2 separate regions of the Homo sapiens genome follow, and region 1 is linked to region 2. A link is a contact called in ENCODE Hi-C or POLR2A ChIA-PET data. All regions are on one chromosome and are shown on one strand. Each heading gives the region's core, a stretch centred on a gene start or an enhancer-like site at or near the end of the contact. The rest is flanking DNA. Distances are from core to core; before and after follow the strand shown. Region 1 holds the start of ZNF763 (zinc finger protein 763). Region 2 holds the start of ZNF136 (zinc finger protein 136).

Region 1 (3,649 bases), core at 532-3,031, 200 kb after region 2:
AATCTGAACCTTTCGATTATTTCGGAGTGACAAGTCCAAATAAGGCAACTGCATCTCTGCAACCAATCAAGCATTTATCTCATTTGTCTCCTCATGTACCTTATAAAAGCCCAGTCTTCAACCTGCAAACTTAAAAACATACCTTGCGGCCAGGCGAGGTGGCTCACATCTGTAATCCCCGCACACTGGGAGGCCGAGGCAGGTGGATCACTTGAGGTCAGGAGTTTGAGAATAGCCTGGCCAACATGGTGAAGCCCAATCTTTACTAAAAATACAAAAATTAGCCAGGCATGGTGGTGCATGTCTGTAATCCCAGCTACTCAGGAAGCTGAGGCAGGAGAATTGCTTGAACCCAGAAGGCAAAGGCTGCTGTGAGCCGAGATCCAGCCATTGCACTCCAGCCTGGGCGACAGAAGGAGATTCTGTCTCAAACAAAAACAAAAACAAACAAAGTACCTTCCCAGTTAAGTGAAGTGACTGGCTCTTGGCCAAGGGAACCCCCAAAAAACCCTGAAAATTGAGTGCCTCTGTATGACAGGATGGCAGGTGAGACAGGTCTCCTTATACCCTCTCCCTTTAGGAGTTTACATGCAGCAACTGACGCACATTCATGTAAAAACAGACATTATCTGACTGGAAAAACAGACTCCTTGTGGCAAGAAGATACCAAATTACAAACAAGACCTAAGGCCACGCAAGGTAAGGGTAAGTCATGCCTTGGAATTCATAAAATCTCGAGAAACAGGTCTGTTTTTTGGCTGGGATGGAATCAAGTGGCAGATAACAGACCCCCTTCCTTCAGCATTCCTTCCTACCTCCTCCAAACTTTAGACAAACTTCACACTCTCAATCAACTGCCACCTACAGAATCCCTCAACCACCTGTGCCTTCTAACCCCCCTTCCACAGGTCCCGCCCTTTCTGCCAATGGAACTTACACCTTCCAGGCACTGATTCATGATTTTCCCTGCAATTCCTGTCTCTCTGAAATGAATAAAACCAAATTGTCTTGAGCCGCCTCGGGACCACTCACTATAGGCTTCTTGGGGTTGTGTTTCCCTTGCCAAGGTCTCTCCTATTTGGCTACGAATAAACTTTATTTTACATTGTTTGGCTTTTTCAGTTGACAAACCACAAGCCAGGACTGGGTGGTTCTCATTACTGAATTGCTGTTTGCTCAAATGAACTCTTTAATTGTTAATGTACTTCAGTTTAATTTTTAACAGGAGAAAGTGGGAACTGGGGGCCCCACAGACCACTGCTCCTCCCACGCACGAACCCTACACACGAGTCAGGATTTCCCCCATGACCCTCTCGTGGCTTCCGCATAATCTGGGGAGACGCGGGGCTGCGGGCGCGGAACTGCCCAGAGAGGGCTCCGGGGCGGGGCCGCAGTCACCGCGCAGGGACAGGACAGGACACCCGGGGTCCCGGCTGCCAGCCCAGCCCCATCCAGCGGCCGAGGGGACCGAGGGCCGAGCAGCTCCAGGAGGACTCGGTCCCAGACCCTGGAGTCGCCCGCAGGGAGGCCCGGGTCCCGCCGCAGCCGGTTCCGGCCGGTTCCAGGCAGCCTCTACCCCGTCTCGGGACAACCGGCTATGCACACGCACCATTTCCTGGCTTTCAGATGTCCTGGGGTCCTCTCTACAGCTCCTGTGACTACAGAAGGGCACAGCGCAGGAGACAGAGCGATAGAAACCTGGGTAGAGGTACCAGGTCCCTCTCGGGGATGGATACAGCGGATATCAACCACCGGCTGCGCAAGGACAAAGGTGAGGACAGGAATGCGACCCACTCTGTGCCTGGATAAACAATGGGCAGGGCCCTGCCCCGGCACCTCTGATTGGATGGAATGCTAGGCCCCGCCCCTCACTTCTGAGTGACAGCGGAAGCCTTGGGTATCAGGCCCGGCAGAGCCAGACTGACTTGACGGATTCTAGCCACAGCTTCTCTAAGGGCGAGGTGCTTCCTGTACTCTGATTATTGGATATTTGCATTTCAGCCAGACTTGCTACAGATATAAGAGAACACTAGCGTCTTCCTCACTCAAGGGATTTTCCCCGCTCCTTCGTTCTGCACGGGGTCACAGGAGTGTGCAGGGAATTTCAGACTCAGTGTCCATAGGAGCCATCTGCTGGCCTCAGAGCAGCAGGGGAACCGAGACCAGGCCAGGCACGACTGCATCAGGAGAGGCACATGTCCTTGAGCGGGCCGGAATTGGGAATGAGGCATGGCCAAGCCTTGCTCACACACCCCCATCCCCTCCTCACAGTGTGAAAATGCTCCCTGCTTCCAGATCTTCATTTTCACCAGCAGGAAACTCTCACCTGGGGTTAATTTAACCTTCTGACCTAAATAAACTGTCAACTTCATGAACCCTTTATCCAGGTGTCGCCCCCAAACAATTCTGTCTCTAGCCTGATATTCACACATTCTCTTTATATATACAAACAACTCTGCCTCCAGCGACCCCATGCGTGTCAAACCCCAAACCCTGCCCAGAAGACAGCCCCAGGCTCCAGAGGTACAACACCAGAAAGGACAGAACCCCACAAAGGCGTCTGCACGTCTCTTCTGCTTTCCAGGGCTCTGCAGCTTCTCGGAATCCACACTCCTTCTGGAGCTGCTCTGAGCGGCTGGAGGCCACTTGTAGGGGAGGGCGGGCTGCCCGGGAAGACCCCAGGGAATCTCTCTTTCTCTTCCTTTGCAGGATCCACACTGGCCTCGGCGTGGAGTCACTGGCCTGGGGCTCTGCTGCCCCCTGCAGGTTATTCAGCTACTTCTCACCCGACTGATCAGTTCCATGAGACAAACACCCTCAAACCCCTGCTCTCCTCCTATGTTTATGTATAAAATGGGCGAGGAAAATTCTAAGATAACTTAAGTGCATTTAAAAGACTTTCAGATCGCGGTGGAGGTGGCAGCTGAGGGTCCCCTGATCAGTGACACTGCAGCAACTCCAGGCCTGGAGAGAGGGTGGAGAGCTGGAGCTGGATGTGGACAGGTGGAGGGAGCTACTCTGGGAACTGGGCTCTACAGCAGCGCGGATCTAGGGCCCGGAGCCCGGGAGAGCAGAGATGGGGGCTCCCGGGACAGGACGCTTGGGGAGAAGAGAGTCGGGCGGTTTCCATGGGACGGGGGTGCTGTGGCAGCTGGTGTGGGCCTGTGGCTATCATAACTAAGCCCGATTGGGACGTGAAAACTTGGATTCCGTGGGAATTTATGAAGAGGAAGGCTCTGATGACAAAGAAGTCATTGATGAGGAGGGGGAAGAGAGTCACCGGCAAGCTCACCCCCTTATGGAAAGAAAAGTGAACGCTCAACCACTGCTGCAAAATGGGGTCAAAGGATGAGAGTATCACTGTGAGGGAATAAACTGCTGCATAACTCTGAGAGATTGCAAAAACCTTTCAACAACAGCCTGGGAGGCCGGATACCATGGCTCACGCCTGTAATCCCAACATTTTGGGAGGCCAAAGTGGGAGGAGCACTTGAAGACAGAAGTTGGAGATCACCCTGAGCAGTGAAGTGAGACCCTCCCAACTCCATACATCTTTGTTTAGAATTAGCCTGGAGAGGTGGTGTGTACCTATAGTCTCAGCTAGTCAGGAGGCTGAGGCAGGAGGATCACTTGAGCCTCAAAGTTTGAG
Region 2 (4,252 bases), core at 258-2,757:
GGCGTGGTGGCATGCGCCTGTAGTCCCAGGTACTGGGGAGGCTGAGGCAGGAGAATCGCTTGAATCCGGGAGGCAGAGGTTGCAGTGAGCCGACATCACGCCACTGCACTCCAGCTTGGGCGACAGAGAGACTCCGTCTCAAAAAAAAAAAAAAAAAAAAAAAGTTATCTGGGAGTGGTGGCGCAAAACTGTGGTCCCAACTACAGGGGAGGCTGAGGCAGGAGAATCGCTTGAACCCAGAAGATGGAGGTTGCAGTGAGCCGAGATCACGTCACTGCACTCCAGCCTAGGCGACAGAGCGAGACTCTTTCAAAACACACAAAAAATTTTCTTTTCTCAATCCTCAATACCAGCATCTGATTGGCTGACCACCAGTGTGTCTCCAAAGGATGGAAACTGGGGTTGGGGGAGGAAAAGCTGAGTGCCCCCAGAGGTTGGCTATTTAGAAGCAGGGTATGCTAGATTTATCCTAGTCCCAGGGCATTCTCCCAGCCTTCTATTTCAACTGTCCTCTAGGAAGACTCACCCAAGACCCAATATTCACTAGATCCTCCAAGAGACTTGGCAGCTGTGGGCAGCTTGAGTCAGCCCCAGACAGTTTTGAAACCCAGAACCAGGAAAAAATAAATAGGAGGGGGCGCTGAAGGCATATCACCCTGTAAAGATTCCAAAGGGGAACCTCAACTCAAAGACATTCTGATGAGGTATCTGTGCATAGAGGAGACAAAAGGACAAGCACAAAGGTTTCTTACAGCGGAGTGTCAAGGCTATGAACAGAAAACAAACCTTGATGAAAGAGTAATCCATTGCTTTGTTGAAAAATAAACAATGAAAGCACAATATCTGAAATGTAGAATATAGGAGAAACGGTTGCTAATGTCGTGAATGGAAGGGGAGAGGTTGGCGTTTGGAAAAGCGAAAAGAGAACAGGAAATTTGGGGATTTACTGCAAGCCCTGGAAACAGCAGGCTGGGGGACAGAGTGAGGATTTGGGACCCTGCATCCCATACACTTAGAAAACTCAGGGAAAAACGGGTGTCCTCTGTGGAGAGAAAAGGAACTGGGAACCTCATACACCACAGCTCCTTCCACGCACAAGTCAGGATTTCCCCCACCCCATGACCCTCGCGTGGGCCCCGCACAATCTGAAGAGACTTGGGTCTTCGGGGCCGGGGCCGCAATCGCGGCACAGGGCGGGACGAGGACGCCCGGGGTCCCGGCTGCCGGCCCAGCCCCACCCTGAGGCCGAGGGTACCAAGGGCTGAGCTGCGCCAGAGGGACTCGGTACGCAGACCCAGAGTCGCCCACGGGAAGGCCCGGGCCGCGCCACAGCCAGTTCCGGTCGTCCAACCAGCCCCTCCTCCCTGTCTCGGGACGCAGGGCCCGACACACTCACCATTTCCTGACTCCCGGGTGTCCCAGCTTCCTCCCTCCGGATCCCAAGGCAGGTACAGGAAACCGCGCCACAGAGACTCCAGGCGAGCCACTCTGGGCCTCTGGGACTAGCGAAGCGAAACCAAGTACGGCAGACGCGAGAAATGAAAATCCCGCGAGAAGGTTGAACGTCTGCAGCTGCGTCCCCGACGGCGCGCCTGATTGGACCGATCGCAGAGCTCCTCCCCGGTGCCCCTGATTGGGTACAGCTTCGGGCTCTGCCCCCTGCATCTTGACAGATGTGAATGACAGGAGATGTGAAGCATAGATGAGTGAAGCGGGAATGAGGGGTCTTGGCCCCAGCCCTCAAACGCAGGGTGGACTTCTTCCCCTCGTCCCCTTCACTGTACTTGGTCTGCGGGGGATGGGGAGATGGGAGATACTTGCATTTTAGCAGAACTTAATCCGGGTTTACCAAAGGAGATACTTCCTGTACTCAGTGGGTCATTTCTTCATCTACCTCTTGCATGAGGAGTCACAGGTGTGCGCAGGGAGTTCCAGGCAGGACTGGAACAGAAGAAAGGGCGTGATATTCCCAGGGATCGGAAATTTGGGATGAGGATATGGGAAGCGTGCCCAAGGCTTTCTCATACCATACCTCTTTATCTCTCTCTATTTTTTACTTTATTTACTTATTTATTACTTTATTTACTTATTTATTACTTTATTTATTTATTTGAGACAGGGTCTAGCTCTGCCACCCAGGTTAGAGTGCAATGGCATGATCATAGCTCACTGCAGCCTCCATCTCCTGGGTTCAAGCGAACCTTCCGCTTCAGTCCCCTGAGTAGTAGAGACTACAGGTACATGCCACCAAGCCCGGCAAATTCTTTAATTTTTTGTAGAGACGGGATTTCGTTTGTTGTCCAGGCTGGTCTTGAACTCCTAGCCTCAAGTGAACCTCCCACTTTCGCCTCCCAAATCAATCTACTCATTTTCACCCAAGAAAATAAAAAACTGCCAACAAGTGAATAAAATTATTAAATACATGGAAAAACAAGTTCTATTTCCGTAATCTGTAAAGAAATCAAAAGGGAAGTAAAGCGAAAATTTGAACTAGCTCAGATAAGCAGGGCACTTCAGAACATTTAAAAAGGAAAAGATGAATTCAGAAGGTAGAACATATTCCCAAGCTTAAGAGTCAGTGACTGCTGAAGTGGAGCCACAGAGTACATTAGACCCTGATGATGAGGCAGGAAACCTAAGGATTTAACTCTGGGAGCTCAACATGCCCTCCTGTCACAGCATCACAATGTGGGAACGCTCCCTCCTTCAATACCTTAATAATTTACACCAGCAGAAAACTCTCACCTGTGGTCAATTTAGGCCCCTTGAAATTCCAACCTCTCTAGCTCATAAACCATTTCTCTGGAACGCTACCTAAATGAGTCTCTAAATATGATCTTTACATATTTTCTTCATATATACAAATTACAGCCTGACTGCAGCAACTCTATACATAGAAAAATCAAGGCCGGGCACAGTGGTTCATGCCTGTAATCCCCAACACTTTGAGAGGCCGAGGCGGGCGGATCACTTGAGGTCAGGAGTTCAAAACCAGCCTGGCCAAGATGGCGAAACCCCGTCTCTACTAAAATTACAAAAATTAGCCGGGCGCCTATAATCCCAGCTTCTGGGGAGGCTGAGGCACAAGAATCGCTTGAACCCGGGAGGTAGAGGTTCCAGTGAGCCGAGATCGCGCCACTGCACTCCAGCCTGGGTGACAGAGCAAGACTCCGTCTCAAAAAACAAAAAGTTTTCCGGAAAACTACCTTGGGAAACTAGAGGTACAACCTCAGAAAGGAGAGAAACCCGCACGTGCATTTGCCTGTGAAGTTCCTGCTTTCCAGGGCTCTGCAGCTTCTCAGAATCCACACTCCTGGAGCTGGAGCTGGAGCTGTTCGGAGCAGCTGGAGACTACCTACAGGGGAAGGCAGGCTGCCCAGGAAGCAATCGGGGGAGCTCCCTTTCCCTCCCTTTGCAGGCTCCAGATTAGTCTCAGTGTGGATCACCGGCCTCAGGCTATGCTGCCCCCTGCAAGTTTTCCACCTGCTTTTCACCCACATTGTTCAGTTCCACGAGGCAAACACCCTCAATCCCAGTGTTCGAAAGAGAATCCAGCAGAGTCCCTGCTTTCCTCCTGTGTTTACCGTAAAGTAGAAGAGAAAAATTTCAAGACAGTTTTAAGTGGATTTTAAAACTGGCAAATAATTATTCCTTTGATAAAATGAAGAAGCCAGCAAACTATTATTTCGACATTAACAAACTGTTATATAAAACCACTAATGAAGGTCGGGCGCGGTGGCTCACGCCTGTAATCTCAGCACTTTGGGAGGGCGAGGCGGGCGGATCACCTAAGGTTAGGAGTTCGAGACCAGCCTGACCAACATGGAGAAACCTCGTCTCTAAAAGTACAAAATTAGCCAGGCGTGGTGGCGCGTGCCTGTAATCCCAGCTACTCAGGAGGCTGAGGCAGGAGAATCGCTTGAACCTGGGAGGCGGAAGTTGCCGTGAGCTGAGATCACACCATTGCACTCCAGCCTGGGCAACAAGAGCAACACGGTGAAACTCTGTCTCTACTAAAATACAAAAAATTAGCTGGGCGTGGCAGTGTGCGCCTGTAGTCCCAGCTACTCGGGAGGCTGAGACAGGAGAATTGCTTGAACCCCAGAGGCAGAGGTTGCAGTGAGTTGAGATCGCGCCACTGCACTCCAGCCTGGGCGACAGAGCGAGACTCCGTCTCCAAAAAAAAAAAAAAAAACTAATGAAATATGGACTCTCTTCTGCTTCAGCAGCTCCCTGACCTTCACAGTTGATG

The links. Hi-C counts contacts between places; a loop is a spot of excess contacts on that map. ChIA-PET counts read pairs that join two places held with the same protein, here RNA polymerase II (POLR2A). Pooled maps may share reads with other maps.
Region 1: a map of CD8-positive, alpha-beta T cell shows a loop between it and region 2 (12-fold over the local background). The contact joins the promoter of ZNF763 here to the promoter of ZNF136 in region 2. A Hi-C loop is called at or near these places in 2 of 168 maps with a recorded cell type or tissue (CD8-positive, alpha-beta T cell and ascending aorta), 1 of 37 single-sample maps with no recorded cell type and 12 of 50 pooled maps. POLR2A ChIA-PET finds 5 or more read pairs at or near these places in 6 of 52 experiments (GM12878, WTC11, activated B cell and 2 more).

Annotation. Positions count from the first base shown.
Region 1 is chr19:11,963,172-11,966,820 of GRCh38, reverse strand. It overlaps ZNF763 (zinc finger protein 763), which reads right to left and starts at 1,781. Exons shown (of 4, transcript NM_001367172.2): 1 at 1,610-1,781. The coding sequence starts at 1,612. It also overlaps a transcript of ZNF69 not described here. RefSeq lists a silencer at 1,362-1,561 and enhancers at 1,713-2,007, 1,700-2,653.
Region 2 is chr19:12,160,351-12,164,602 of GRCh38, reverse strand. It overlaps ZNF136 (zinc finger protein 136), which reads right to left and starts at 1,507. Exons shown (of 4, transcript NM_003437.5): 1 at 1,397-1,507. The coding sequence starts at 1,399. RefSeq lists enhancers at 1,407-1,566, 1,577-1,666.